2 separate regions of the Mus musculus genome follow, and region 1 is linked to region 2. A link is a loop called in an ENCODE intact Hi-C map of the cell type or tissue named here. Cell type or tissue: left cerebral cortex. All regions are shown on one strand. Links, peaks and the distances in the headings refer to the core of each region. The heading gives the core; the rest is flanking DNA. Region 1 holds the start of Med11 (mediator complex subunit 11). Region 2 holds the start of Slc25a11 (solute carrier family 25 (mitochondrial carrier oxoglutarate carrier), member 11).

Region 1 (16,107 bases), core at 2,689-10,688, 190 kb before region 2:
TGGACAAACCTACCAGAAGGTGAAGGTTGAGTCTCTTTGTCCTTCCTGGTCATCACAAAATGCTATTCACCCTGCCCCCAGCCCGTTCCCCAGAGGACTGTATCAGTTGGGCTCAGATCAATGTCGGCTATTGAATTATGCCTCTGTTAAGGTTCAGAGAGGATCTGTGGTCTTTCCCAATCACGTCTTTTTATACAGCTTTGTTTTCCCTGCTTAATGGTCATTCGAAATATGCTTATTCTCCAATTTATCACAAATTCACCCTATACTCTCTTCCATGAGTCTACATTCCAGTTCTTTCTAAACAAAAGGCATCCATCCCTTTCACGTCCTTGAAGATATATTTCAGAATCTTCCTACTGCACTGGGGTTCCCTGTCACCTTTCATGGATGACCTGGGCCTGGGCCTCTTACTGGGGAAATCTGATGGCTTCTGCAGACCAACGTGTCTTTATTCCATCTTCCTAAGTGAGAGTTCAGCTTTGTGAATCCCTAGATAACCCTAAGATCTATTCTGAGGTGATGTGATAGCTGGCCACTTAGGAAAGGCCTGCGTTTTCCAGAGGTGGGGAAGAGCATATGGCTAAGTTTCCTTCGATCACTCAAATGAGTCACTTCCCAGCCAGACCCCTCACATAGTTCCCCATCCACTGCATTTCCTCTTCCTCTTTCCCTGCAGCCCTAGCCCAGAGCAGGGGAAACTCAGGGTCTCAGGGTGTGCACACAGCGCCCCCAGCAGGGTTTCTCACACTCTACTGTCCATACAAGCCACCTGGGGATCTTTAAACACAGTGGGGGTTCAGTTGGTGTGGGGCCAGTGCTAAGACTGTGTCTCTAATGAGTCCAAGGAGGGCTGGCATCCAGGACTACAGGCTCACCCAGGCAAGACCTTAAAGGGCAACCACAGCCCAAGCCTTGACCTATGGAGTACTTGGAACTAACTGCCTGTGCCTAACAGTTCCATGAGAAAATAAATTTAAACATTCATTGAGAAAAACAGAGTCTTTGTGTTTTAGTCTTCACCCCAACGCAGCTGGGGTGTGGAATTCTGAATCAGTTCTCCCTCAAACATGGAAGGCTTATTCTTGCTGCAGGGAATGAAGTGGCTGGCGGTGGTCGCTGTTTTTCTGAAATTTTTGTTTTGTTTATTTCTGCTTGTTTCCTCTCTTTTCTTTCATTTCCTTCTTTCTTTCTTTCTTTCTTTTTTTTTTTTCTTTCCTTTTAAGAGGCGCCATGCCATTCTAATTGCCCAGCCATTGCCTACAGTTTCCTTTTTCTGGAAGCTTCCCTAAGTGCCTTTTGGTTGAGCCTGGTCCTCTATTTGTGTGTCTGGTTTCCTCCTCAGCTATCTGGGGCCTTTAATGGGCTCTCACATCTCAGAGGTACAAGTTCCTTCTTCTCACTTCCTGTGAGATCATCTAGAATCTAAGCCTCCTGGGCTGCTTCTCAATGGCCTTTTCTTGGCTACATTCATTTATTCCATCTCTCTCTCTCTCTCTCTCTCTCTCTCTCTCTCTCTCTCTCCTCTTTCTCCTCTCTGTCTGTCTCCTCTCTCTGCCTGTTTCTGCTTGTCTCTGTCTCTGCCTGTCTCTGTCTTTCTCTCTCTCTCTCTTTCTCTGTGGTGTGTGTGTGCGTGTGCGTGTGCGTGTGTGTGTGTGTGTGTGTGTGTTTGGTTTGGTTTTGTTTCTTTTTGAGGCAGGGTCTCACTCTGTAGCTCTGGCTGACCTGCAGTGGGCTAGTGCTCAAATTCGCCAGTGTTGGGATTAGCGCGTGGACCAGCACACCGTGGACCAGCACACCCACGGCTACACACATCTCTTTCCTTTACTTTACCTGCAGGAAGATTTTCTCATTTCTCTTTCATCTCATAATGGACTTTTCATATCTTCCCTCATGATCTGATTTTCCAAATGCATTTTTTTCTGGATTCAATCCTGTTTGTTTGTTTGTTTGTAAGAAGAGACAGGGAGCATAGGTGACATACCAAGGCCCTGTCTCAGAAGATAAATAAAATAGAATAAACTGGGGCATTCTTGCTATGTTATCCAGGCTGCCCACAAACTCCTGAACTCAAGTGATCCTCCTACCCTGCCCAGTCTTTCAAGTTAGCTCTGACCACAGGAATATGCCACAGTCTCAACTAATCAATCATACATTTAAAAACAAAAATCTCTGAGGCCTATGGAATTTGTTTTTCCTCTGTGTTTATTGCTTTCATGTTAGAAAGTCCTTCAAATATCTAGAAATCCTCTTCTGTCTGGTCATATCCAAAAGTGAAGTGGTAGCTAGGTGTGGGGGTGCAATCCCAGGACTCAAGAGGCCGAGGCAGGAAGATGTCTGACTCCAGGGGAGCCTGAAGTGAAAAGAATTGATTAACTGTTCCATGTGCATAGCTTCTCCATTGGTGCTGGCAACTCAAACACAGATCCCCTCTGGCTTGCCTAGCAAGTGCTTGACCAAGTGAGCCGTCTCCTCAGTCTTACTCATTTCCTTCAAGACAAGGTCTCAACTCAGGCTGACTTTGAACTTGCTGTAAAGTCTGACTTACCATGTAGCCCTGTCTGTTCCAGAACTTCACATGGAGAACAGGCTGACCTCAGTCTCACAGAGATCAACCTGCTTCTGCCTCTAGAGCACTAGAATCACAGATGTGCACCAGCACAACCAGCAGTATTTTTACTCTTGATGTAAATCTTTTTGTTGTTGTTGTTTTTCTAGACAGGGTTTCTCTGTGTAGCCCCGGCTGTCCTGGAACTCACTCTGTAGACCAGGCTGGCCTTAAACTCAGAAATCTGCCTGCCTCTGCCTCCTGAGTGCTGGGATTAAAGGCATGCGCCACCACTGCCTGGCTTGATGTAAATCTTAAGAGTACTCTTAAAAAAAAAATACATCTGGTTATGACACACTTTCTTCAAAGGTCCCAAAATCCCTTCAGAATTTCTTTCATTTTAAGAAATACTTTGAACAGGGTGTGGTGGTGCATGCCTTTAATCCCAGCACTTGGGAGGCAGAGACAGGCGAATTTCTGAGTTCGAGGCCAGCCTGGTCTACAGAGTGAGTTCCAGGACAGCCAGGGTTACACACAGAGAAACCCTGTCTTGAAAAACCAAAATAAAATAAAATAAAATAAAATACTTTAATTATTTGAGACAGGCAATGGTGGTGAACACCTTTTGATCCTAGCACTTGAAAGGCAGAAGCAAATCTCTGTGAGTTCAAAGCCAGCCTAGTCTGCAGAGTAAATTCCAGGACAGACAGGGATACACAGAGAAACCCATCCCCTCCCCCCCCCCATTTTTTAAAAATTTTATTTTATATACACATGAGTACACTGTAGCTGACTTCAGACACACCAGAAAAGGGCATCAGATCCCTTTTCATATGGTTGTAAGCCACCATGTGGTTGCTGGGATTTGAACTCAGGGCCTCTGGAAGAGTAGTCAGTGCTCTTAACCACTGAGCCATCTCTCCAGCCTCCCCCTACCTCTCTCCCCCGATTTTTAAAATTAATTCTTTGCGAATGTTGTACAATATGTATTTTGAGCATATTCACACCCACTACTCCCTAATCCACCCTCCGCCCTTTCACTTGTGTGTGTCTGTGTCACATGTGTGCAGGCATCTGCGTGTAAGACAAAAGAGGACATCTGATTTCTTATTTATTTACTTATTTATTTTAATTGGATATTTTATTTGTTTACATTTCAAATGTTATCCCCTTCCCCCTACCCCATTCCCCCTTACCCTACTTCTATGAGGGAGCTCCCCCACCCGCCCACCCACTCCTGCCTCACTGCCCTAGCATTCTCTACACTGGGGCATCGAGCCTTCACAGGACCAAAGGCTTCCCCTCCCCTTGGTGCCAGATAAGCTTGATATCTGATTTCTTGGAGCTGGAGATATAAGTAGTTGTGAGCCAGCTGACGTAATGCTGGGGGCTGAATTCAGGTCTTCTGCAAGAGCAGCCAGTGCTCTTAACATCTCAAGCCCTTCTTCTAGCATCCTAGAATGAATTTCAATTACTTAGCTTCTGAGCTTCCCTGAACTTCCTGTTCCAGCTTCATGTCAGCCCTGAGCACCAATCACATTCCATTCACTCCACATACACAGAACTCCTCACTGGACCTCAACCATACCAGGCTCCTTCACAGCCCCATCTCTTAGAGAATACTAGCTCCCTTTTCCACAACAACCTTTCATCCATCACAACAGCCCTTTAGAATTCAGTTCAAGAACCACTTCCAGGGCTGGAGAGATGGCTCAGTGGTTAAGAGCAATGGCTGCCCTTTCAGAGGAACCTGTTCAATTCCCAGCAACCACACAGTACCTCAAAACTGCCTACAGCTCCAGTTCTAAACAATCCAATGTCCTCTCTAACCTCCATGAGCAATGCATGCACATCACTCACAGACACACATACAGATACAAAATACCCTTACTCACCAAATTAAATAAATAAATCTTGGTGGGCAGTGGTGATGCACACCTTTAATCCCAGTACTCAGGAGACAGAGGCAGGCGGATCTTGGTGAGTTCGAGGACAGCCTGACCTACAGAGCAAGTTCCAAGACAACCAGGGCTACAAAGAGAAACCTTGTCTCAAAAAAACCAAATAAAATAAAATAAGCTAACAAACACCATTGAGTGAGAGAACATTTCATTTATCTCTATATCCATAGAGCCTAGCACACCTAATTGATAATCAAAGACAGAAAGGTCGAGGGAAGGAACCAGGACATGAGAATGAGCTGGGCTCAGGATCAGGAAGAAGCCTTAGGCACGGAGAATGTCATGCTTTCCTTGGGAGAGGTTGGCCACCAAAGAGCCCATGACTACCCAGTATGGAGGAACCCACTTGAACTCCCACTGTCATCACCTGGCCCAGGGCCAATGCTTAATAATAAATTCTTATAAATTCAGTAAGTCAGACAGTTAACTAAATCAGAGAGGTCTGAGTGGCTTTGGGCCACAGGGCTGTTTCAGTGGTGGCTCATATCTTTAATCCCAGTATTTAGGGAGGCAGAGGCAGTGATACTCAATTTGTGGGGAAGGGGGTGAGGGGAAGACTAGTGCCCAAGTCATGTCTGGCCACCCTTCTTTAATAAGCCAATTAAAAATGGAAAGTTAAAAAAGGAGACGTATCCAATGTGGCCACATTGGGAAGAGTGACAAAGAGATCCGGCAAGCCCCCTCAAGTCAGTCTTCAGGGTGCTAACGCAACATCAAAGTTTAAATAGAGCAAGGTTGTGCACATCTAAGTACCCCACCCCCACCCGCACCCCCACCCTCAGTCAAGGTGTGTGGTCACACCCATCACTGACTATTCATTATCTGGGCTTCAGTCTCATCCTGTAAAGTGGTCTGACAAGTTGTTAGAACTGTGTAAAATCTCTTTCTGGAAGACAAGTTCTGATAGTCAAGACTGAAGAGATACAAGTATCTCTTTAAACTATCTTCATTTTTGACAGACCTATTACACCAGAGGATCTCTATGAGTTCCAGGCCAACTTGGTCTAAACTGAGATCCTGTCAGAAAACAAGTCAATAACCGCCTCTTTCCACCCCTGTCTGGCCTGGCATTAGCGCCCTGGCAGTCAGACTAGACCAGGTAGACTCGGAAGGGCGAGGCCGCGCTGAGCATCCTGGGAATTGTAGTGTTCGCTGCAGTGGCCTCTGCGCAGGCGCACATTAACAGGCATTTCCGGGCTGTGGCGCCACACCTCGCAAAAGACGGCCTGTGGGGCTTTCCACTGGAACGATGGCTACCTACAGTCTGGCGAACGAGCGGCTGCGCGCCCTGGAGGATATCGAGCGTGAAATCGGCGCCATCCTCCAGAACGCAGGTTCGGGAAGCGAGGGGCAGACGGCAAGGGGTGAAGACCAGCCCGGGACTCTGCGTGCAGTTGGGGCGGGACCTGAATGCTAGCCTTAGGGCGGGGCTGAGTCTGAAGCCTGGGTCTGACATCGCCCTCTCCCCGCCCTGGCAGGAACGGCGATCCTGGAACTGTCCAAGGAAAAGACTAACGAGCGGCTCCTCGACCGGCAGGCGGCAGCCTTCACCACTTCTGTGCAGCACGTGGAGGCAGAGCTATCCGCTCAAATCCGCTACCTCACTCAGGTGGGTGTGTCTAGAAGGTGCTGGGCGGGGACCCCAGCTCTGAACCAACGCCCTAGCCTTGGGGATTCCCTGAGCTTTAGCTAGGTAAGACTGCCTCTTACGCGATAGGTACTTTCATTTCAGGGCTGGTTTAGTCCTCTAAAAGGAAAGGATTAAAAATGTCTAGGGTGTATAAACAATACCCTAGGCATACCAGCTGGCACAGGCCGGTATTCTGAGCTACTTAAGTGCCTGAGGCTGGAAGATCACAAGTTCAAAACTTGTCTGGGCAATTCAGACCCAGTAGGTCAGAAAGAGAGTTGGAGCTCTGTGTTAGAGCACTTACCTACCATAAAGAGGCCCAGGTACTGAAATAAATAAATAAAAATAAATAAATAAATAAATACTGAAGCTACCGAACGTTGTTCCCAGAAACTTGTGAGGCCATATTTGCTTGGGGACTAAGAAGACAGACATCGCTAAGAGGCTTCCAGAGTCTTTACTCCAGCTGCTACTGTTTACTGACATCTGTGGTGTGCTGGGCATATCCTAAAACTCTAGGAAGTATTCGCTGTGGTCCCTATTTCATAGATGAGGTTCACACAGTGGTTAAGCTTTTTCTTTTTTTTTTTTTTTTGTTGTTGTTGTTGTTGCCTTAGAACACTGAGTTACCAGTCAACTAATGTAGATCAAACTTGGGAAAGATGTGAGACCAGAGAAATAATACTGCCCGGTTGTGGGTGGTAAAGAGAGGCAGTACCCCATTGATTGATCTGACTTGTAGGTGGCCACAGGGCAGCCGCATGAGGGCTCCAGCTACTCTTCCAGGAAGGACTGTCAAATGGCTCTAAAGCGAGTAGACTACGCCCGCCTCAAGATTAGTGATGTGGCGAGAACCTGTGAGCAGATGCTGGAGAACTGAGTTCGGATGATCCAGAGTGTGCCCTGCACCAGAGACCGTAGGATGGGGAGCAGTGCATCATACACGTGCCCTACTGGTCAGGGCAGACGAGGACCACAAGGCAGAAAGGAGAACTGAAGAATCCAAAGCCCCAGTGTACACACATCTCTTCTGACTCTTCCAGCAAGACGGCCCTGTTTTCCACTATGCAAGATCAGACAGAGGTCAGAGGTCAACTCCCAACCCACTTCCTCATGTGCACCCTGCCCTGGAGTTTCAGAAGACTTGGCCCAATAAAAATAAATGTGTTCTTATAAGCACACACAGTGGCTCACACCTGTAGGCCCGGTACTTGGGAAGTAGAGGTGGGAAGATTGCTGTAGTTTGAGACCAACCTGGGCTAAGTACATAGAGGGACCCTCCTTCAAAAGGGGAAGTTATGTTCCTCATTGGAAGAAACAAAACAGGAACTAAGTGTTTTAATAATAAAAGCTGTATTTTTTTATAAAGCTAAGAGTCTCTCTCTCGCTCTCTCTCTCATATGTATGAGGCTCCAAGAGACTGAGGACTCGAGTCCTGTCTACACAGCATCAGCCCAGTCTATATAGCATCAGCGTGGCGGCTGTGAGGAGGGGAGTGAGAAAGCCCAGGCTTCAGTGTGGGGTTGGAGAACAGCTGATGGAGTCTCAAGAGAGACTTATGGCCAGGGGGCACCATCAGCAGTTCTGAAGGGACAAAGACCCAGAGTCTGCAGAAGTCACTAATTCTAAAAAAACATTTGCCAAGATTTATTTTATGTGTATGAACAATGGTTTTGTTATTGTATGTATATGTGTACCACGTATATAAATGGTGTCTGTGGAGGTCAGAGGGGGTTGTCAAGTCCCCAGGAACCGGAGTTGCGGATGGTTGTGGGCCACCATGTGAGTCCTTTAGAGTCTTGAACAATATCTGAAACCTGTTGACTTATCTCTCCAGCCCTCAGCCAATTGGTCTAAAAGTAATCTTTAGTATTACAGTTAAAAACAGAATTTGTCCAGTTTATTGTTACACTATGCAAAAAGCAGACACTTTTTAAAATTGATCTGGTAGTGGGAGGGTTGAACCTAGAACTTTACACATGCTAAGCAGGCACTGTACCTTGGGACTGCACTTTTGAACCACGTATTTGAGTGTTACATTTTATTAGACGTGGGGGAAGGCTAAGGGCAGAGGGGCTATTCATATATTATTAGTTGTAAAGAGTGTTCCCCAAGAGCAGTCCTTTAATCCCAACACTGCAGAGGCAGGCAGATCTTCTGAGTTTTAGGACTGTCAGGGCTGAATAGTGAAACCCTGTCTTAAAAAAAAAAAAAAAAAGTATTCAGCGACTGTAATCCTAGCACTATAGAAAGTGGAGGCAGGAGACCTAGGGATACGTAGTCATATACACAGGGAAGGCTGGAGACCTGGGGATACATAGTCATATACACAGGGAAGGCTGGAGACCTAGGGATACGTAGTCATATACACAGGGAAGGCTGGAGACCTAGGGATACGTAGTCATATACACAGGGAAGGCTGGAGACCTAGGGATACGTAGTCATATACATAGGGAAGGCTGGAGACCTAGGGATATGTAGTCATATACATAGGGAAGGCTGGAGACCTAGGGATACGTAGTCATATACATAGGGAAGGCAGGAGACCTAGGGATACGTAGTCATATACACAGGGAAGGCAGGAGACCTAGGGATACGTAGTCATATACACAGGGAAGGCTGGAGACCTAGGGATACGTAGTCATATACATAGGGAAGGCTGGAGACCTAGGGATACGTAGTCATATACATAGGGAAGGCAGGAGACCTAGGGATACGTAGTCATATACATAGAGAATTTGAGGCTGGCTTGGACTAAATAACATCTTAGCTAAACAACAAAACCCTGGAAATCCATACCTTTTTTATGAATGTCAATGGGGGCAGATGTGGTAGCATATGTCTTTAATCGCAGAATCTAGGAGGTAGAGGCAAAGGGTCAGCAGGTCAAAGCTAACCTAGGTTCCATATGGATACTTTGTCTCAAGACAGCATGAGAAACAGTGAGCTCAGGTTCCATTCACTGATGGAGACGAGCCTGCTGCCCTACCACCTCTCCCATGTCATCATCCATCTCTCATGAGCTTCCACTCTTGCTGTAGGCGCTAGGGTCTTGGTTCAACAGGAGTGTACCAGAGCTGCAAACCTGGAAAGGGTAAAGACATTGGGAGATGATCTCTGATTGAAGGAGACTCAAGGCAAGACAGGAGCTGAATTGGGGAATCACATTCCTAGACGTTAATTAACATTAAGGCCTAGTCCATTCTGGCTGATTCCTCCCTCACAAACCACAGAGCTGACAGCCTCCCAGGAAGGCTCTAGGTTGGTGGAAGTGAGGGTTAAGAGTCCTGGTTACCTGCAGAGTTCTGCTGTGTCGCTCTCCTGTTGCACAGCACATAGGCCATGGCTGCAGTGAGGAAGAAGACAATGGCCAGGAGGGACAGCACCGGTACCCAAGCTGGTGTGCTAGCTCCAGCTCCTGGTGCTTCTTGCTGTCTGTCATCTTGCTGTTTCTCATTTGCCTCAGCCTCAGGCCTAGCTTCCAGACCATAGCCTGAAGGGAGAGTGGTCATCTCCCAGGGTTGGGTGTGCTCTTTGTTTAAGGACAGTGCTCCTGATGGAAGAGTGGAGTGCTGAGTGCTCTGACTATGTGCAGGGGTGCTCGTGTCCGAAGGTGTCCCCTCTGCGGCCTCAGGGGTCTGGGTACTGGCTTGAGGCAAATGTTTTTGGTGGTGAAAACTCTTCCCATGACCAGTTCCACACTCTGGAGAGAAAACAAAAGATCAGTTACTAGAATGGCTGTAGAAGTATCTTCAAGGTATGGCGCTCTCTCTCTCTCTCTCTCTCTCTCTCTCTCTCTCTCTCTCTCTCTCTCTCTCTCTCTCCACACACACACACAGACACACACACAGGCACACACCCCACCACCCCTCCACCCCTAAGGGAAAAAAGGCAGATTAACAAGAGAAAAGCACAACAAATTCAAAGTTTTATGGGACACAGGAACCTTCAGAATAAAGTACAGGGAGAGTTATAGTGTGCTTAGACTAGATTAGGACAGTGGTATAGGAATATGACTGGACATAAAGGGTTCTCCTTAGTGTGGTAATGAACAAGGGACAACATTGAGATGTGGCATGGATTAAATCTCCAGTCCCCCAACTCCACTCCACAGTAAAGCAGGAAGGGGGACCAGTGTGGCTTTGTCAGATTCTTTCTGGCCTCCTTGTCCTAGCCAGGACTGCTATTGCATGAAAGATTTTATTATGTCCCGGTTTCAGGTGATGTCATAGAATTCCTGTATGGTCGGCTGTCCCAGAGAAAGGTGGAGGAAAGTCCGAGTGATTTGCTTTGCTGGGTCTCTCAACTGCTAAAATTCTCTATTTGGGAATTATGTTATGACCCCAGCAGAGGGAAGGGCATGGGTAGCATTCAGGGGACAGTTGAACAGCCGTGTATACAGCCCAGTGGCCGAGTTCTTGCCTAGCATGTATGAAGTGAGGCCCCTGCAGTTGGGGCAGGGCAGGGGAGGAAGCAAGTGGCAGAGGGACAGACAGGGATGAGGAAGTTCACAAACCATCAGATGCAGGCACAAGAGCAAGCAGGTGTGCTATCCTGCATGGGACTCTAGATGTATCTTACCCTCATCTACAGCCTTCTGGGACTTTCTTCAGAGTAAAAGGCCCAGGGTATCTGAGAGAGTTGAAGAAAACAATGTCTACATTGTCTCTGTAGCCTGAAAGGCAGTGAGTGGGGTACCGTTGATACCTCATTATAAACTAATGAGGAACATTTCTGGGGTTTTGTTGTTGTTTTGAGACAGGGTTTCTTTGTGTAGCCTGGCAATCCCAGAACTAGCTCTGGAGACCAGGTTGGCCTCCAATTTATAGAAATTATCTGCCTCTGCCTCGTGAGTGCTGGGACTAAAGGCACGGCGTCACCACACCCTACACATGTATTTTCTTTCAGAAGAAAAATACAGAGCTGGAGAGATGGCTTAGCGGTTAAGATCACTGACTGCTCTTCCAGAGATCCTGATTTCAATTCCCAGCAACCACATGGTGGCTCACAACCATCTGTAATGAGCATTGGATGCCCTCTTCTGGTGTGTCTGTAGATAGCTACAGTGTACACATATACATAAAATAAGTAATTCTTAAAAAAAAATACAATCTCTACATGAGAGGTGTAGCTGAAGGAATGCTGATAAGTTGTTTAAAAACTGGCTTATGTATCCTTAGGATTTATTCATTTCATTAAGTATTTGTTTGTTTACCTTGAAAGAAAAAAGATCAATAAATATTGAACTCAAGAGCCAACAGGAGGGAATGTACACCGTTAATCCCCAGCACTCGGGAGCCAGCGGCATTCAGATCTTTGTGAGTTTGAGACCACCCTGGTCTCCAAAGTGAGTTCCAGGACAGCCAAGACTTAAACAAAGAAACCCTGCCTAGGGCTGGGGAGGATCCCCCCACAAAACCCCAAAACAACAACAAAACAAAAACTGTAAATCAAGTATTACAAAATCTAGATGATGTGCATAGAAGCTGCCCATTGTAGAATTTTTTTCAACTTTTTGTTTTGTTTTTGAGGTAGGGTCTTCGTACATAGACCTGGCTATCCTGAAACTCATGTTGTAGACCAGGCTGGCCTCAGATTCACCAAGATCCACCTGCTTCTGCCTCCCAGAATGTTAGGGTTAAAGGTGTGTGGTTGAATTCTTTCAACTTAAACATGTTTATTTTCATCATGAAGTATTAGAAAATGAAAATAGTACCTTCAAGTGATTTCAGTGACAACACAGCAGTGAAAGTCAAGCCTGTTGCAGAGTCCTATAATCCCAGCTACTAGAGAGGTTGAGACAAGAAGATAGCAAGTTCAAGACCATCCCAGTCAACTTAACCAGACCCTGTCTAAAAATGTCAAAAAAAACCCGGGGAGCTCACTCAGGGGCAGTGTACACACTTAGCTTGACCAATCTTGAGTATAGTTTATATTAAAATAGTGACTTCAAGAAAATATTAAGTCGGGGGCTGGAGAGATGGCTCAGCGGTTAAGAGCACTGACTGCTCTTCCGAAGGTCCTGAGTTCAATTCCCGGCAACCACATGGTGGCTCACAACCATCCGTAATGAGATCTGGTGCCCTCTTCTGGAGTGTCTGAGGACAGCTACAGTGTACTTACATATAATAAATAAATCAACAAATCTTTTAAAAAAAAAAAAAAGAAAGAAAATATTAAGTCATAGCATTTGTGGTAGAACAAATTGGCCAAATCCAGGAAGATGACAGTAAATGATATTGGGAAAACACAGACTGAAGTGACAGAACTTCAGTGAAAGTTAAAAGGTTCTAACGAAGAAAGTGCTATGTGGCAGAGGCAAAGGGCATTGTAAGGTGGCAGCCTGCACCCTGATGGCCCACTGGAGGACAGAAAAGGCTCTCACCTTTGCGCTCAAAGCAGTCCACTAGTTCACGGACCCACTGGTCTTGGCTTCCCCCACACACGCTTTTGGACTGCAACTGGAACCTGCAAAAGGATCAATGTAGTCCACTCCTTCCCTTCCCTACCTTTCCTCATTCCAAAGGTGTGAAGTCACAAGAAGGTGAGCCCCACTACAGCTGGAAATCCCCAGATAAGTAAAACTAGAAAGGAATTAGGCTCCGGGACTTGGACTGGGTGTTCAGATCGATGGTCCCACACCTGCCCTGGGGGGAAAAGAGACAGTACCTGATAAAGAATGGACAACGATGAAATGCTTTCAGGTATTTTCGGATGTGATCCAAAGTACCCTGCGGTATCTGGGTGCCAGAAGAAATGGTACGATCACAAGAACAACTTCCAGCGACACTGCCCTGGTTGCCATCGCCTAATGGAAAAGGAATCAGCCTGGGTTCTCAGACTGAGGAATCTGCCCTTGTCCCAGTCTAATCTCAGACAGACTTTCCCTAGTCACCGCTGCAGCCCTGGATAGCTCTGGGCTGCGTTCTTAATCCCGCGGATGGACTTAGTGCCCCTCCGCAGTTTCCTTCAGGGGCCCCAGTCCCGCGTCCCACCCCCACCCCCACCCCCGACTAACCTGGCAGGGTCAGCAGCGCCAACAAGAAAAGGAAGAACGCAAGAGACAAGGGTCCAAAGCCCCGCCTCATCTCCGGCTTCTGCGGAGCTTGTTGGGACGAGGTCACCTAGCCGACATCCAGCCAATTCTCTAAAGCTTTCTCTTCTTCACCCTGACTGATGTTTTGCGAAGGCGCTGATCCGTGCCAAGCTCAGGAGGGGAGGGGGCGCGAGGTGGTGGCGCCTTCTGTCCCCCGGCGCGCGCTGTCCGGAACCGACCGTCTGGTCGGTACCGGGGAGCCCGCTTTGCGCCCAGCTCCCAGTCGGGGGACACACACACCCCTGCCCCGAAGGCGGAGCTCCAGTCTCCGGCCGGCCAGCCGTAGGGTCAGCCAAGACTATCCGACAAAACCGAAAGAAAATTTGGGCTGTAGAACCAGAGGAATCCGAGTGAGCAAGCTGTGGTTCCCGAAGAATGACTCGGTTGGGTTCGGGGATTTCAGCCCTCTTGAGAAGTCATCTGTCTGTCTGCTGGTTTGTAAAGTGGGTGACCCTCTAGATCCTTCCTCTGGCTCCAAGATGCTTTCACTTCCCTGGACCGCTGGGTCTCAGTAGGATCCAGTCACATGGCCAAGGTGAAGCAGTCAAACAAGTCACCAGACCTGTAGGAATGCCCACGCCCTGGCCTGATACTGCCTGACGTCACGACGGTCCTCCAGCACGAGGTATTTACCTTCGAAAAGTGGTGGCGGCTGTAGGTACCGGAGGAGAGGAGCGGCCGGAAAGGGGGTGGGGTTCGCACCAAACTGATCCAGACCCAAGAGATGCCTCAGTACTTACTCAGACCAACAGACCCCCAAATTTCCTCTTCTAAGCAAGCCTATCTCCATAGGATTAGCCTTACCTCGTGTCTTCCCTTAATTCAAATCTCACTTTAGGATTTGAATCATTGAGTTTTGTGCCCCAGGTACAATTTCATTCCTGAGTACTCCCCCTTTAACCCTAAACATCCACTTTCCAATCTAGCCTTCCTCCATTCTCATCCCTGCAAATCCTAGTCTCGGCTCCAAATATTCCTCTGTAAATCTTACCTCAAACCCACACCCTTCTCCCTTTTGCGACCCAGCCCAAAGCCTCACCACTACCCTGATCCTCACGATTATCACATATCCCTTTCTGCTCGGTCTGGGTCCAAGCCCTGAGTATCTAAAGACATGGAGTTTGTGTCTGGATACCGAGACGAGTTCCTCGATTTTGCTGCTCTTCTCTTTGGCTGGTTCCGCAAGTTTGTGGCAGAGAGGGGGACCATGGGGACCAGCCTTGAGGGCCGATGGCGTCAACTGGAGTCACAGATAAGGAGGCTGCCTCAGGATCCTGCCCTTTGGGTGCTCCATGTCTTACCAAACCGCAGTGTGGGCATCAGCCTGGGGCAAGGTGCCGAGCCAGGTCCTGGGCCAGGCCTAGGGGCTTCCCGGCTCCTGGGAGATGAGCCTCCACTTCACCTGAGAGACCTGAGTCCTTATGTCAGTTTTGTCAGCCTAGAGGATGGGGAAGAAGGGGAGGAGGAGGAGGAAGATGAGGAGCATGGAGAGAGGCCAGGCATGGAGAAGGTGGAACCACAGGAGGGTGGGGAGCCAGCCCCTCCAAGCAAGAGATTCCCCCAAGAAGCAAAGCCTGCTCCAGAGTCAGAGGTGACCCAGCAGGAGGCAAGCCGAGAAGAAGGCAGCAGAGAGGAGCGACCAGAGGATGAGAGGGCTCCTGAAAAGAGGAAAGGACAGAAGAATGGTAAGAGCCCAGGACGGCCCCACCCTGAGTCCTACCATGTCACTCAAGACCCAAAGAGGAGGCATGAGCTGGTAACCTTCATGCAAATCTGATGCCAGAAGTTGTTTTCATCTACCACAGTGTGTTTTTGTTCTGTAATTTGAATCAACATCCAAGCACTTGTAAGGAATGAAAGTCCAGAAGCCTTGCATCTTAAGGATAATATCCAGGTGCTAGGGCTGGAGAGATGGCTCACAGGTTAAGAGCACTCACTAACTCTTCCAGAGGATCCAGGTTCAATTCCCGGCGCCCACATGGTGCTAACCACCTTCTGTAACTCCATTCCCAAGGGGATCCAACACCCTCTTCTGGCCTCTACAGGCACTACATGCATGAGGCATACAGGCGTACAGGTGGAGAAAATACCCAAACAGGTAAAATAAAAATAAGTCTAAAGAAAAGGTCAGGTTTTGATAAGGTTCCTATATTTCTTACATTCTGGCCCTGCATAGCAGCTGCCCACATTCCATAGGGAATGCCTCTTTTATCTTGTCCCTTCTACTCATTGAGGTCACTTACCTGCCCTCTTTAGGCACCTAAATTTGCTGTATTTGACTGTGACTCTCTGGCCCCTGCTCTCTCCCCCAAATCTTCCATCTTTCAGCAGAGGCTGCCCCCCTGCACCTTTCCTGCCTTTTGCTGGTGACGGACGAGCATGGCACCATCTTGGGCATTGATCTGCTAATGGATGGAGCCCAGGGGAGTGTAGGCCAGAACCCAGGCACTGAGAATCTGGCTCCTCGGGCCTATGCTCTCCTCTGTCATAGCATGGCCTGCCCTATGGGCTCTGGGGACCCCCGCAAGCCCCGACAGCTTACCGTAGGAGACGCCCATCTCCATCGGTACAAATATCTAGTATCGGAGGGTAGGAGGGTGTGGGATCTGAACCCCTGAGCCCTTTCAGCCCAATGCCACCTTCATTCCCTTACAGAGAGCTAGAGAGCCTGGTCCCAAGGCTGGGTGTGAAGTTGGCAAAAACCCCAATGCGCACGTGGGGTCCTCGGCCAGGTTTTACTTTTGCCTCCCTTCGGGCTCGAACCTGCCATGTTTGTCACAAGCACAGCTTTGAGGTGAAGTTGACACCCTGGTGAGCACCCACAAGGCTGGAGTCAAGACTTGAGCAGTTGGCCAAACCAAGTAGAAAAGCA
Region 2 (14,955 bases), core at 500-8,499:
TACCACTTTGTGAGGGAAAAAGCTAGAAAAAGCAAACAGAAATGGAGCATGGCTCCCGCTCATTCATACTTGGAAGAAAACTTGGAAAGCCATTAGCCAGGATGGGAGCACTATCCCTAAATATCATGAGTATTTTTTCCCTGTTTAACACTTTCTGGTTTTCTACCAATGTTATCATTTGTATAATAAAAATATTTTTAAAAATAAAATGTAGCTTTTGGGGGGAAATGAGAGCGGCTGAAGCACCTGTTACAAGAATTCCCAAAGTCCCAACTGCTACCATCCTGATCCCAAATACCCAACAAACTTGTAGCTGTAGCTGAGGGTGGCAGGTAGGACACCTCCACCTTAGTGATTCATCTCCTGCAGAGCTTGGCTTCCCGTCAGGCTACCTCAGTATCAAGTCTAGAATAGAAAAGGCTCTAGAGCTAAAGCTGCCTGGCTGCAGGAGAGGCGGCTATGCTCCTCACATGTGTAGTCTTTAGAACACAACTCTCCTTGCTGGCCACGTCAGTGGGACTGGCAAAGGGTGTGGCAGCCTGTTGGGTTTGAGTCTCCTGTTTTCAAAGCTGGATGTAATGGCATCTTTCTCTCTCCCAAAATTTCATCGATTCTCCCAGTGAGGCTTTCTTCCACACCTCATTTTAGTTTAATTCGGGGATTGGGGGCCAGATAAGGGAAGGAAGGTTGCACTTTCCGGGGTCTATGGAATGCCCTTCTCCAGATGGTTCTAGATCTTCCGGTGAACCTGACTCAATCTCTTTCCTGCCATTAACTCTTCCAAGTAGAAGACAAATCTTAGAGGTTAGCCATCAGACTTTTCTTCATGGACTTCACCTTCTGAAAGCAGTCCTTTTCTCAATTCTGACTGCTGTTTTCTCCCCCTGGGCTTCTATGTCCTTGGTCTCCTCTGGCTCTTATTTGCCTCTGTGGTCCTCATCTTGTTGCTGACCTGGACCTGGCATGTGACACTAGTGTCCAGCTTCATCTCTCATGGTGTTCACCTTCATCTCTCATGGTACCTCATACCTGAAATGTCTCATGGGTCACCTGTGCCAGCAGTAGTCTTCTTCTGAGCCCATCCTCACTTTAGCTAAGAGTTCTGCCTCCTTCTCAGTCTACCTCACTACTACCATGAACAAATCTTTCTCCTAAGTTGGGCAAGATGCAGTCCACTGCTATAGCCATTTCCAAATGTTCTTGCATCTTCTTGCTGGACTTTAAACTCCTTAAGTAAAGGTGCAGGCTCCAAATGTCTCCAGGTGGCTACCTAGGGTGGCCTAGGGCATGCTGCGCATGGAAGGATTAAGGAAAGTAGCGGCAGAGGCACCAGGATGTTGCACTACCATCTTTTTTGTTAAGGCTTTGCCAAAGGGACAGCTCGCACCTGCTGCCTGCCTGTTGTCTGACCTGGCATACAGCCCTCAGGCTGCCTAGCACGTCTCCTGGTTTGACCTTTCCATAGCCCTTTATATGCCAACAAGTCTGTAGGATCCTTGAGAGCCTGGGAATCATACTTCTTAAAAAAATGGATGAAAAGCCGGGCAGTGGTGCACGCCTTTAATCCCAGCACTTGGGAAGCAAAGGCAGGTGGATTTCTTAGTTCGAGGCGAGCCTGGTCTACAGAGTGAGTTCCAGGACAGCTAGGGCTACACAGAGAAACTCTGTCTCAAAAAACAAACAAAATGGATGAAAAAAATAATCACTTTCTCTAGCCAACCCAGTTTCTGATCAATATTCTTTTTGCCTCAATCCTTGGGTTTGACTCCGTTATATCCCCCAAGAGCTCTGAACCTCTCACTCAACCACTGTGGCTCTAGCCCATAGAAGTCCAGGGGGTTTTTGTTGTTGCTTTGGTCTTTCAAGACAGGGTTTCTCTCTGTGACCCTGGCTGTCCTGGAATTCACTTTGTAGACTAGGCTGGTCTTGAACTCAGAAATCTGCCTCCTGGGTGCTGGGATAAACAGCAAGCACCACTATGCCCTGCTTCAATTTAGACTTGTTGTCCCTTCCCTCTTGATGCTGAAAAGGCAGATCCCAGAGGCTTTTCCTGACAACTGTGATATAATTTGTGAGTCAGCCACATTTTGGGACAAATGGCTTGCAAGTATGCACAAGGCCCAGTTTTTTCTTCTTCTTCTTTGTTGTTGGTTTTTTTTTTTTTTTTTTTTTTTGGTTTTTTGACACAGGGTTTCTCTGTATAGCCAAGATGGCCTCGAACTCAGAAATCTGCCTGTCTCTGCCTCCCGAGTGCTGGGATTAAAGGCCTGAGCCACCACTGCCCAGCGCTGCTGCTTCTTCTTCTTTTCTGTCAGCTGTTGAGTTACGACTTTACACAGCATTTTCATAAAACCAGTAGGTGACTTTCTTTAATTATTTTGTTAAAACTCCAGTTTGTTTTCCAGAGATATAAGCTTCTTTGTGCAGCTACCTCCCCCTATGATCCTTAAGACTATCCAGATTTGGGGTTGGTATTTCAATCCAATTTATTAAGTCCTCAGGGAGGAGGAAGGCCACATCTTCCACCATAGACCCTTTGTCATCTTGACAGCTTCTGCTTTCTCCTGTCTCCTCAGCTCTGCCTTGGATTCCCCAGAGAGAGGGATCTGCTGTCTGGTGTGCCCTGAATCTAACACCCAAGAGGAGACTAGAAATCCTTGGTGTGTGTCTTAGGTCTCCTCAGGAAGAGCCAGGGGCAAAGTGATTCTAAGCATCAGGCAAGCACAGCAGGCAGGCTGGAGTAGGGGGAGAACAGACTAAGTTCTTTACCGCAAAGGAGAAAACCACACTGGAGAGGGAAAATAAATAGAATAGCCCAGGGTAGCAGAATCCAGGTCCTCCAGGGCATAGCGACTGTAATAGCAGTGGATGGCTTGGAAGCCTGGCACACTAGTCCTGGGACCATGCCAGATCAGCCACTGAGGAAGAGACGCTTGTAGGCCTTGTTCATCTGTTCCAAGAAGATGAAGGTGAGGACAGTGTGGGGGCCCAGTCGGGCATAGTATGGTGTGAAGCCCTTCCACAGGCTGAAGAAACCCTCATAGCGGACGACTTTCAGCAGCACATCCTAGACAGACAGGCAGGCAAGTGCTGGGGCTAGGCCCTGGTCCTGGTCCAGGCTCTGTCCCCTGTCCCTAGCTCCCTTCGCATCCCTCCCAGGGCACCCCTTCCCCCCCCTCCTCACCAGCCCATTCTTGTATTCTGGCTTCCCATCAATCATCCGCATATTCTGGATCCTGAAAGAGAGTCAGTATGAACATGAAAACCAGAAAGGGGGGCCTCCCCAAGTTCTCCAGTCCCAGGCTGCAGACTCACCTAGTTTTGACGATGTCCACAGGCATGGAAGCAGCAGTGGTAACGAGGCCACTGATCATGCTGGCGCAGAAGTGGCAGAGAATATTGTCAGAGAAGTAGCCTGGGAGGTGAAGCAAAAGGTGGTAGTCAACTCTCAGGTAGCTCAGGCCAGGCTCAAGTTCTCAGCTCTGGGTCTCTCACCTGAGTCCAGCAAGAACTGCTTAGATTGAGAGTAAGAGGCAAGCTGGGCGGCATTGACAACGACAGCTCGAGCCATGGTAGGGATGCAGCCCTGGAGGTGGAGGGTGGAGGCAATGGAGACAGTCAAAAGTGCCAGAGATCTAACCCAGCATGGCCCAAGACTCCAACCCTCGCACTCACCCGCCACAGTGTGGGGACTCCTTCTTCCCTGGCAATCCTAACTAGGGCATTAAACACATTTTTGTAGCCACGGCGCTGGTCAGCTGGAAGCCTGGGGGAAAGGCAGGGAAAGGCCAAGATCAGGACAGACCAGGGTCCATGGAACAAAGAAAGGGAAGCCTGAATAGGTAAGTGCCCTGATGTAGATATAGACTAACAACACCATCCTAGAGTCCAGGAATGGGGCTGGAGTTAAGCTCAGAAACGGAACTCACCGACCATCAGCAGTCATCCTGATGAGAGCCACCTCAGCTGGCGTTCCCACAAATGCACCAGTTGCACCTGCAGTCATGCCAATCAGGGCTTTCAGAAGAAAGCCAGGGGGTGTACCATCAGCCCCAGTCAGGCGCTCAAACAACACAGTATATATTCCAAGGCGAGTAGTGGTGTAGGTGGCCTGGCGCAGTAGACCAGCTGACAGCCTGAAGAGTAGAAATGTCAGCACATCAGGCCAAGGTCTGGACCTGCCAACCAACAACTTCCCTCCCCAACTTGAGGCCACAGTACCCAGTGTAAATGCCCTTCAGGCCTTCTGTCTTCAGGATGCTGGTGAGGGCATGGAAACTGGTTTTGTACTCTCGAGTCTTGGCCCCTTCACCACTCAACTGCATCCGGTTCTTCACCAGGTCCAGGGGCTGCACAAAGACTGTAGCACCCATCCTGAAGTGAGGCAGGAAAGGGAATCAGAGGTCAGTGGTTCCAGCTCTACTGCAACCTGGCAAGAAGTTACAAAGGTCAGGGCCACTAAGGATTCAGGAGGCTGGTGGGCATGTGTGTTAAGTGTGTGCATCAAGGGCAACGTGCCAGCAAAAGAGTCCAGTTGCCCAGTAAGGGGCATGCAAATCAAAAAGCCTCAGGCAGTTCTTTAGGGTTCAAGCAGAATTAGGACTACAGGCGATCTAAAGAAAGGTGGAGAGGGCGTCCCCATCCTAAGACTCCAAGCAGTCCTATAACAAAGCCTTTAATGACCTATACCCACCACCCAAACAGGCACAACGAAGCAAAGGTGGTGGAAACACAGGGTAAAGATCCTTGAATGCAGCACAGTTGGGTCCCTGCAAAGGATGAATAGATCCTGGCAACCCATCAGGGACCCTGCACCGGCTCAATTTACTGCAACACACCCCAAGTTACACTGGGCCCAGGTGCTTGCTCCCGTCCCTTCCTCCTTTTCCCCCATCACTGGGGCCTGAGCTTACCCAGCCAGGCCCCCAAACAGGAACTTGACAGACTTAGGGGAGGTACGGGGTTTCCCGTCCATCCGGCCAGCCCCAGGACTCGCCGTCGCCGCCATCGCCCCTTGATGGCCCTCGGCTTTGGGTCCCGTGCACGTACAGCCCCGCTCGCGCCCAAGGTGACACCAGCGCGCAACAGGGTGAGGGCGCGCGCGCGCACGCCCCTCCGACAGGCAAATCTGGCTCCAGCTGGAAGCTGGGGCGGGCGCAGGCTCGGAGCGCAAAGGCAGCCGGGGAATAAGGCGGGGCTAAGATGCACGATGAAGGGGCGTGGCCGATTTAGGAAGCTACCCTAAATTCCCGCCCCTCCGGAATTGGAATCGCGGGGAAAAAAAAAAAAAAAAAGCTTGTTTGAAAACCTCGCGAGAGCAAGTGAATCAGCCGAGTTCGGGCTATGAGGCCTCTCGCGATATATTTCAGCGGCGAAAGGGGGTGGGGGGGTGGAGGGAGGGTGGTGGCAAGCACTCTCGCGATACTTTGAACGTACCGTGGCGGCCAGACGAAGGAGAGGTTTGTAAACAGGGCAGCTCCAGGATCTCAGGGACTGAGGGAAAAAAACTAGATCGTCTCCTGAGCATCGAAGCTCCCTCCATCTCCGCAGGCTCCTTCTACATGTCAAACATTTCTTTCAACCGGCCTCTCGGGACCGGAAGTCCTCCGTCCTGAGCGTCCAATACTGGAATTGGCCTTTCTTACCGGAAACCCTTTTCCAGGGGCATAGGAAGACAGTCTACCTGGCCGGAAGTCCCACCTCTTTGAGGTTTCTCCTACCCTTCCGGAAGTTTTTTTGTTGTTGTTGTTACCTGTTTGCCTTCGCTCCTATTCTGTCCTATTTCTGTACTAGAGAAAGATACATTGTCTCCCCTACCAGCTCCGCTAAGCTGGTTTGATAGCTCACTCCCTGAATCGGAGTTCCTTCCCCGACGCCCCCATGTAGCTGAGAAGTGGGACCTAGGGGTGGTTGGACCCCTGGGATCCTGAAGGAGAGGCAGAGGAGGGCGCAGGACTCGGCTTCTGCTCCTGCGATCAGAACGCGACCTTCGCAGCTTTACCCCTCCCGCTGCCATGCACCCTGCGGCCTTCCCGCTTCCTGTTGTCGTGGCTACTGTACTGTGGGGAGCAGCCCCTGTCCGAGGGCTGATTCGAGCGGTGAGTCTGAGGGTCGGACGGGGACAGGGTGCTGAGAATGGGGTTCAGACTGAAACACGTAGTGTTCCGTCTGCAGACTTCGGAGCACAATGCCAGCATGGACTTTGCAGACCTTCCAGCTCTGTTTGGGGCCACTCTGAGCGACGAGGGACTGCAGGTGATGTTTTCCCCATTTCCCTATATGGATCCTGGGTAGGGGCGAAGTGGCCGTGCTCAGGAGGTAGGAAGTAGTGGAGTTAGCAGCGGAATGCAGTGGACTGCGGATAGTTCAATGATAGGGTGCTTTTTCTAGTATGAGTGAGATTCTAGGTTGAATCTCCAGCAAAAAAAAAAAAGTGTCCCCAATCCAGAAAAACCTAAGTGCATGATCATGTCCAGCGCGCAGAGTCCAGAATCCAGAGATAATAGATAGTGCCCACCTCTAGAACTTAACATTTTTTATTTTATATGCATAGGTGTGAGAGTGTCAGATCCCCTGGAACTGGAGTTACAGTCAGTTGTGAGCTGCTACATGGATGCTAGGAACTGAACTCCGGTTCTCTGGAAGAACAGCCAGTGCGCTTAAGCACTGAACCATCTACAACCCCTAGAACTCCCAAGTTTAAGAGGGAGTCTGAGAGTGGGCTAAGATAAAAAGCAGGTGCTTATCAGCAGTCTCTGGAGCAACTTACTGTTTGTATAGATGGCCATGGACAGCTTTTTATGGGTTCTGAGTCAAATGAGAAATAGAAATTAACCTAGGGCTATCGTGCCAGTGTGATAAGCATGTCTGTAGTAGTTCACTACAAAGTTCATGCCACATAGCAAGAATTCATTCGGCCACAGTTAGCAGTAGAGTTGTAAGATGGCTAATTGGAAAATGAAACTTGTTGAAAATGCCATGAATGAGTAGCAAGGTGAACCACTATCGGTGGGAAACTTAAAAGCAGAACTAAACTACGCTTGAGAAGTTAAGGGAGCCTCTGGTAAGGGATGTAGTTTACTGTAACTGCATCTTCAAGAAAGCTGAGAGATCCCTTTTCTTTTTTCTTTTTTTTGAGACTGGACTCTGGAACTCTGGCTGTCCCCAACTCACAGTAGTCTCAAGTGCTGGGATTAAATGCATGTATCACCATGTCTGAGTTGTAGATTCAGTGTTGGGTGGGATGCTCAGACCTCCAGAATGAGCAATGATAGAGCTGCAGAATGCAGGTAGTATATAGTGTTATGTGTGGTAGGTCCTGTGGAAGACAGAACTAAAGATGAAAATGTTTGCCTTTATCCCTCAGGGGTTCCTTGTGGAGGCCCACCCAGAAAATGCCTGCGGTCCTATTGCCCCACCACCCTCAGCCCCGGTCAATGGGTCAGTCTTTATTGCACTGCTTCGAAGATTCGACTGCAACTTTGACCTCAAGGTTGCTGAATGGGGAATGGGAGGTGGTAAGCAGGGTACATGACACCAGGAATGAAGGGCAAGGGTTACAGCTCTATCCCTCCCGCTTGGCCTCCTTAGGTCCTAAATGCTCAGAAGGCTGGGTATGGTGCAGCTGTGGTGCACAATGTGAATTCCAATGAACTGCTGAACATGGTGTGGAACAGCGGTAAGGAAGAAGCCTGCACTACTGGGTGCACCGTGGAGTTGAGTGGGAGGGCAATTGGTTGAGATCTGCAAAAAGTGCCAAAAGCCAGTTTCAGGGAATTGAGGAACAGAAGGCTAAATCCCTAATATCCTGCTCCTTACAGAGGAAATCCAACAGCAGATCTGGATCCCATCTGTATTTATTGGAGAGAGAAGCGCAGAGTACCTACGAGCCCTTTTTGTCTACGAGAAGGGGTAGGACGCATGCTTTCTTCCAGTTCTTCTCAATCCACTCAGGCTCAGGCTCTTCCTCGGCTGCCTTGACTTTCTCCTCATTATGCCTTGTCCCAAGCCAGTAACCCTATTTTACCTGGCTTGAGGTTGTGTCTCTCTCTCCTCAGGGCTCGGGTGCTTCTGGTTCCAGACAACAGCTTCCCCTTGGGCTATTACCTCATTCCTTTCACTGGGATTGTAGGATTACTGGTTTTGGCCATGGGAACAGTATTGGTAAGTAGCTGAGGAGAACTTACGATGCCAGACTGGATCGGTAGAGGGGAGGGTTTATTGCATTTTCCAATCATTTTTTAAGCCTGGTCCACTCTTCCTTATCCCTAGATAGTTCGTTGCATCCAGCACCGGAAACGGCTTCAGCGGAACCGACTTACCAAAGAGCAACTGAAACAGATTCCTACCCATGACTATCAGAAAGGTAAGGGCAGGAGAAGGGGCCTTTCTCCTAGCTGGCCTCATCTTGAAGGATTTTTGAACCCAGTGAGTAGATAAAGGGTTCAAAAAAGAACCGGAAAGGTGCCACCTTTGCTTGGTTAAAAAAAAAAAAAAAAAAAAAAAAAAAAAAAAAAGATGACCAACCAACCACAAGCAAAGGAGGTAGGGTAGAGCAGGCGCTGGAAAGCAGAGATGAACAAAGGAAACTTGACTTTGTGTGTGGGGTGTAAGAGGTGTAAGAGCCAGAAGAACTCAAAGCAAGCAGGTGAGGGGTTGGGTTATCTAGACTTGGAGCCTCCAGTACCATATAAGGCTATAGCAAACGCCTCGCCCCTCCCAGTTCTGCTTTCCCCTCCTACCCCCCCCCAACTCACTTCCCTTATCTCTGCTTGTCCCCTCTAGCCCCAAGATTTTATGTGGTGCCCTAAGTTTGCACTGGCTTGGTAGAAAACGGGGCAATAAGACTTGTACAGTGAGTTTTCTTGGGCGTGACTGCCAATAGTTGAGTGAATCCTTTCCTTTCCCAGGAGATGAATATGACGTCTGTGCCATCTGTCTGGATGAATATGAGGATGGGGACAAGCTTCGAGTACTTCCCTGTGCTCATGGTAAGGCCCACATGTGCCTGTGTCTGTGTTCCTGCCCAACCTGCAGAGACCAGCCTTTCATATAAACCACTCCACAGCTTATCACAGTCGCTGTGTGGACCCCTGGCTCACTCAGACCCGCAAGACCTGCCCCATCTGCAAACAGCCTGTACATCGGGGTCCTGGCGATGAGGAGCAGGAAGAAGAAACTCAAGAGCAAGAGGAAGGCGATGAAGGGGAGCCAAGGGACCAACCTGCTTCAGAATGGACCCCACTCCTGGGCTCTAGCCCTACTCTTCCCACCTCCTTTGGATCCCTAGCCCCTGCTCCCCTGGTCTTCCCTGGGCCCTCCACAGATCCCTCACCTCCTTCATCTGCTGCCCTGGCCTGACACCCCCATACTTGGTACCTCTGGTGACCGTCCTATTTGCACAAACTCTTTTTCCAGTCTAATAAGCTGAGGGTGAGGGATAGGGGACATTCTACCCCAGGTTCATGAACCCAGCCTCATCCTTTTGAGGGGGCTAGAAGCCATAGGGACATGGTTTTCATTTCTTGGATTAATAAAATTGGTTTTTTTTTGTGGATGAAAAAAAAAGGTTAAGATCATCTTTACACAGGTGAAATTCTGGAAAAATAATCACCTCATAGGATGAACTTGTCGGGGAGAGCCCTAGCTGCATTTGCTATGACTCAGGGAGGGGAGCCCCACCTACACAGGATGACTCAAGTGGCCCTGCCTCACCCGCAGGCTTGGACCCATTCTCTGGTCTGGATGGCTATGTTCCATTACATACTAATTCAACTGGACCTGAAAATGGAAATACCACTATAGAGGGGCCTAGGTCACATGACTAAGTACACAGAAGAATGCCTACTTAGTTTAGTCCTTGGGGCTTAGAAAAGGAAATAAGACTGGAAATAAGAGTTCATTCTGGACACAGCCAAGAAGCAGGTACCTAATTGAGGTGGGTCACTGTGCTTGTCTCCCAACTAATGCCAAGTGCAAACCAACACAGGTCCTTGTTAGTAGAATCTTTTTTTATTCAGAAAAAAAAAAAAAAAAAAAAGACCAAAAAACAAAAAATGAAACCCAAAAACAAAAATTTTCCAAACACACACAGGAGGGGGTATGGGTAGGGGGAGGTGTCTGTCCATCCAGCCCCAGCCCCCAGCCCATGTGGTTTTGGCAGCAATAAGGGAAATGGGGTAATGGCCCAAAAAATAATGGTATGTGTGTGTATGGAAAGAAGGGGGTGCAAAAGCCAAAGGGAACGGTGGGGGGAAGGGACAGATGAGGTCAGTACTGGGAACGCCGCAGGTGAGAGGCCATTTCATAACATTTCTTGTTGATCAAACCACCGTGGACACCTTCTTTGCCCATCAGCAGGACTAGCGCTGGAGGAAAGAAAAAGGAAGCTAGGACCCAGGTGTCACAATTCAACCCTGCCAGCTGTTCAGCAGCTGTCTGGCCCCGGGGGTTGTAACCTAACCTCAGCCCTCCTAACCAGCCCTCCCCCCCTTATACACAGGCAGGCTGTCAGTCATCCTAAAACAATAGAGCTTTTCAAAGAAGGAAAAAAAAAAAAGAGCTTTAAGAGTAGTAAAGAAAAAGGCAAAATTTAGAGGTCCTAAACTTCCAGGCTGTAGGTGGCTAGGAACGGCTGTGATGCGCTTCCTACCTCTCAAGTCTTTACAGAACTGGAGATTAGAGCCAAATGCTGACTTAAGATCCCAACTGCCCTAAGCAAACTAATCTCAAAAAAGCTCAAAGCAAGAAGGGACTTAAGAGGTAATATAAGTTTTAGTTTCTTTACAAGCTGGGGAGCCAGAGTCAGAACCCAAAGGACCATCCACGGTTCCCATAACCAGCAGAGTAAATACTGTTATGCAGCCTTGACACTGAGGACACATAAAGTGACTAACAAAAGGATTTCAAAGCTAGAGAATCAGTCAAACTCACTCTTGGCAGTCATGGTGACAGTGACATTGAAGGTGGGGGCTCCTCCGGTGCTCTTGGTACGAAGATCCATTGTAAATTCCCCGTCTTGCAGCAGTGAGTCCCGGATCACAGAACATTTCTGGCCCCCAAGTGTCAGCCCATTGACGAAAAAACTTGACCGGTCTTTGCCTACCAGGACACCAACCTCAGCTGGCTAAAAGAATTAATCACCTCATTAAGTTAGTGCACCTGCATAACTTGTCCTCTTATGTACTGTGGAGCTGGAGTTGAGGGTGCTTCATCCACACCACCAAAAGTTGGGGGGAAAACCCAGTACTGTGGGTATTGCAGAGACCGATCATGGTCCTAAAGTCTGGTAAATGGGTCAAGGAGGAAAAAGTATTCCTCTGAAGTCTTAGATGTTCATGCTTAATAGGGAAAGCAAATGCTGGGTACCAGAAATCGATCAATGATCGAGGGGGAGCCTTTGGATGCTCAGAACAGCCCTTCAGGAAAAGCAGAAGCAAAGAGGGGAAGGGAGGGGGTAGGAAGGGAGGAGAAGTAACTTTGTCCTTATTTGGTCAAAGGTTCTGCAGGCGTTGTTAGGAGCCCGGACGCCTGGGTCTCCGGGTAACCTGGAGTTTGGGTCCAGGTAGCTATGCCCCAAGATAAGGAAGCTGACCCCGGGGGCTCTCTAATTAAGTTCAAAAAGTTTATTAGGGCAGGAGACTAGTCTGTGTGTGAGTCTAGACATCCCAGAGAACCTTTCTCCTTCTCCCCCTTAAACCCCCAAACCCCTATATCCGGTACCCTCCCGCCCGGAAATCCCCTCCCCCCATTCGAACTTCCGCTCCCCCTCCCCACTTCCGGGCAGTGTGGTCAGGGAAGGTGGTGGTAGGGACAGCAGCAACCTTATTCCTTCACTTTTACCGTCTCAGAACTTCTCACAAAGTTCCCCTACGCCGGGCCCGGGCGGATGGCGGGAAGGGAGGGCGAGGGGACTTCCGGAATCGGCCTCCCAGGAATGTTGAGGCTAACGTGCCGACTTGGGGGGTGTGTGTGTGTGTGGCGGCCTCGCCCTCTCTAACGGAGCTGGGAGGGGCAGGGTGGCTACCGAGGTCCGGCCCGGGCCCAAGGCCACGCGCCTGGCGCTCCCATCAGCGTCAGGGGGAACAATGGTGGAGGGAGAGCGAGCATTCGGCCCGAAGGGGAGTCCAGGCTCCGGAGCCCCTTATCAATCATAATCCCGGGCTAAAACTGCAGCGCGTGCCCGCCCCGCCCTGGAGGAGGCGGAAGTGGGCCGCCGCACCGGCCGCCGCGCCCCTCCCCGCCCTGGGCCCCGGATGTAACGCCCGGTCGCAGAAAGCGGGGCGGCGGGCGAGATGGGCGCCGCCGCCGAGGGGCGTAGAGCCCGGGGAACCACAGAGGGAGCCAGTCTCACGCAGCCGCCATTCGCCCCGCCGATGGGAGAGGACCGGATCACGGCCTCCCGCTGCCCTCGCTCGCCTGCGCCCGCCCCCACCCCAGTCCCCCAGAGGGTCTAAGGCCGGTCACTGCTCGGGACCGCACGAGCCTCGCAGTACCGTAATGCTAACGAAGGTCTTCCCGGGGACGGCGGCCCAGACGGAGGGCGAGTCCTTGTAGCCTACGATGGCCGCGTCCTGACAGGTCCCGTCCGCCATAAGGCTGTCGATGTAGGCGTTCCACCCGGCCATGGCGCTGCTGCTGGGGCTGCTCTGCGGGCTGTTGCTGGGATCGCGGGCTCGGGCTCGGGCTGGCGGGCGGGGGAAGGCAGAGAGCTCGGGGCACGCGCTGCCGTCCGGAACGCGGCTCTGTTAGCTGTGCAGCAGCCCTCGCACCGCCACTTCCTGCTCCTCCCCCCCCCCTCTAGATTTTTATTTGCAAAGGGCGGCGGGGCGGGGCCTGCGCCCCATTCCCTCCCTCCATCCTCCCCCCCCCCCCGCCGGGCCAGATAGCGAACTTTTGCAAATGCAATTTTTAAAAAACCCTCCCCCCACTTTGCAAAATTTGCCGAGTTCGATGGAAAGCCACGCCAAAGGCTATATAGAGTGGTGGTGGCAGGAGAGGTTAAGGTTAGGGCTCGCTCCGATTCATCCTGAATACCACTTGGCTATAGAAGGAGGAAGCCAGAGGAAGCAGGGAAAGAAAAAGAAAAAAAAAAAAAAAAGAAAATTAGTAAGGTTGAGCAAGTTGAAGTGGGTTCGGGGAACCCAGGGTTAAACCGAATCATTCCTCCACCCCCCAACCCCCACCTCCGCGGGAGGGAAGGAACGGCGGGCGGCGGCGCGTGCGCCCGCGCCTGCGCCGGGGCAGTGAGAAGCCAGCGCGTGGGGCGGTTGGGGCTAGCGGCTTGGCTGCGTGAGCGCGCGCCTGGCGGGACACATTTGGACCATCCGAGGAGGGAAGACGCGTCCCCAGCAGTCGGGACGGGCAGACGCCCCGGGTTGGGCCCTGCTGCCTTCTCCACATTTATCTAAACGATAAGGGAGCAAAAGTGAAATCGATATAATACTCTAGTCATTTTCAGTACTAAAGGTCTCTCCAACCAGGGCACCTGTCCCAACCGTCTGCCATGTACAGCGCACACGTTGGGTTCATTCGAGCGCGTCCCTAGATTCCCGAGGAATCATTCCCTTCGCTGGATCCGCTCCAGCTCAGCCTCGCCCCATGCCTGAACCCTGTCTACAGAGGTCACTGAATAGGGGCGCCACCCGGGTGACACGACGGGACTCATTTTTCAAGGCGGAAGAATACTAAAGTACCAAGGATGACAACTTTTATAAGAAGAGGAAAGTCCCCTCTACTTTGGACGCACTGGGGCTTTCTTCTTTTCCAGAAAAACTTTTGCTAAGTATTTATGTGCGGTCAGCTCACTCGCCGCCGAGCAGGTCTAGGGGCGAATGGCAGGCCACTGAGGCTGGAGGGAGTAAAGGAGTCACCCGGGACCCTGGCCTCCGAGGGGCTCGGCCGCTTCCGGTCCCTCGGAGGAGGGGCGCCAGGGTGTGCAGCCTCTCCCAGTGGAAGTACTTGGTTCGCTGCCTTTTGGAGCCGGGTTGGGTTCCCTGACGTTCATCCCCAAATTCTGGCTCCCCACGCCCCCCAGCCGAGGTTCTTCGACAGCCGCGTGGCTGAGTCACGGGCGGGGCCGCGCTGGGGCACGTGGCGGCCTGCGCCCGCCATCCCTTGACCTCTGATCTGCGCGCCTCCTGCCCGGGGGTGGAAAAATCCCGCAGGGAGCGGCAGGAGATAAGAGAGGAGGGGCGGGACAGGGACGCCACGACAGGTGGGGACCCTAGGGTGGAGGCAAGGAGGGCGACCCCGTGGGGAGGGCCGACGGGGAGGAGCGCTCGAGAGCCGGCCGCCGCGTGAGTCACCAGCTCCAGCGCCGGCGAGTGAAAAGATGAGGCGCCCTGGGAAACCAGCCGGCCCGCCAGGCTCCCACAAAACGCGGAGCAGACCCCACACTAGCCCTAGACCCCTAGACCTGCTAAGGCGGAGAGAGTTACCGAGTGCAGAGATTCACTTCCTGCGGTGCTGCAAATGGATGGACAGAGTGGCCACAGGCGTCCAAGAGCTTACAAAGGGTCATCCCCTTTTCACGTCCATTCATGGTTTTGTTTTGTTTTTTCCATTCGTGATATAACACCATTCTTTGATAGGCAAGGATTGAGCGCTGAAGCGCCCACAGTCGGTGGGGAAAAGGGCTCCTGACCACTTAGGCTTCACGCAGGAACATAAATGCTGTCCCAGCAGTATCTTTCGGGCGCCAGGCCAGCGCTCAGTGCTGGTCTATATTCGTCTCCTGGCCTCTCATCGCTCATCACTGGCCAAGAGAGGATAGGGTGGAGTGGTGCCGGAATGGCTGTTCTGAGGACCCTGAGAGGTGAAAGCGCAGGCCTTCTTTGGTCGAGGGGTGTCGACTTTAGACCACAGAGCTTGCTCAGCATCACTGATGCCTTCCCCCAACTGTGTGGCCTGCACCGCCTGCCTCCGAGTGAGTGGAGCACGTGTCAGTCTTGCAGC

What was found. Hi-C counts contacts between places; a loop is a spot of excess contacts. Peaks named below come from ENCODE experiments on the same cell type or tissue, not always from the same donor. Only the 100,000 strongest peaks of a DNase experiment are listed, where the experiment ranks them.
Region 1: a loop joins it to region 2, with 9 times the contacts of the local background. A loop is called at or near these places in 1 of 42 quality-filtered maps.

Annotation. Positions count from the first base shown.
Region 1 is chr11:70,446,221-70,462,327 of GRCm38, forward strand. It overlaps Med11 (mediator complex subunit 11), which reads left to right and starts at 5,698. Exons shown (of 3, transcript NM_025397.3): 1 at 5,698-5,843; 2 at 5,988-6,118; 3 at 6,882-7,512. The coding sequence starts at 5,759. The coding sequence ends at 7,019. Cxcl16 (chemokine (C-X-C motif) ligand 16) reads right to left here and starts at 13,764. Exons shown (of 5, transcript NM_023158.7): 1 at 13,158-13,764; 2 at 12,809-12,947; 3 at 12,525-12,607; 4 at 9,435-9,842; 5 at 8,969-9,224. The coding sequence starts at 13,227. The coding sequence ends at 9,184. Zmynd15 (zinc finger, MYND-type containing 15) reads left to right here and starts at 13,213. Exons shown (of 14, transcript NM_001029929.3): 1 at 13,213-13,860; 2 at 14,332-14,920; 3 at 15,564-15,801; 4 at 15,891-16,046. The coding sequence starts at 14,350. In left cerebral cortex, for the core only: a CTCF peak has its summit at 6,048; DNase peaks (open chromatin) are centred at 4,878, 5,704 and 5,991; H3K4me3 peaks cover 1,324 bases; H3K27ac peaks cover 1,058 bases.
Region 2 is chr11:70,641,855-70,656,809 of GRCm38, forward strand. It overlaps Gp1ba (glycoprotein 1b, alpha polypeptide), which reads left to right. Exons shown (of 2, transcript NM_010326.3): 2 at 1-2,132. Slc25a11 (solute carrier family 25 (mitochondrial carrier oxoglutarate carrier), member 11) reads right to left here and starts at 5,185. Exons shown (of 8, transcript NM_024211.3): 1 at 4,914-5,185; 2 at 4,222-4,374; 3 at 3,930-4,136; 4 at 3,676-3,766; 5 at 3,496-3,586; 6 at 3,316-3,415; 7 at 3,185-3,236; 8 at 2,165-3,067. The coding sequence starts at 5,008. The coding sequence ends at 2,912. Rnf167 (ring finger protein 167) reads left to right here and starts at 5,381. Exons shown (of 9, transcript NM_027445.3): 1 at 5,381-6,098; 2 at 6,175-6,255; 3 at 7,367-7,492; 4 at 7,591-7,678; 5 at 7,821-7,911; 6 at 8,058-8,163; 7 at 8,272-8,365; 8 at 8,910-8,990; 9 at 9,068-9,567. The coding sequence starts at 6,015. The coding sequence ends at 9,360. It overlaps Pfn1 (profilin 1), which reads right to left and starts at 12,796. Exons shown (of 3, transcript NM_011072.4): 1 at 12,495-12,796; 2 at 10,933-11,125; 3 at 9,993-10,367. The coding sequence starts at 12,626. The coding sequence ends at 10,270. It also overlaps a transcript of Eno3 not described here. In left cerebral cortex, for the core only: no CTCF peak of the experiment used is centred there; DNase peaks (open chromatin) are centred at 5,226, 5,596 and 6,033; H3K4me3 peaks cover 2,910 bases; H3K27ac peaks cover 1,773 bases.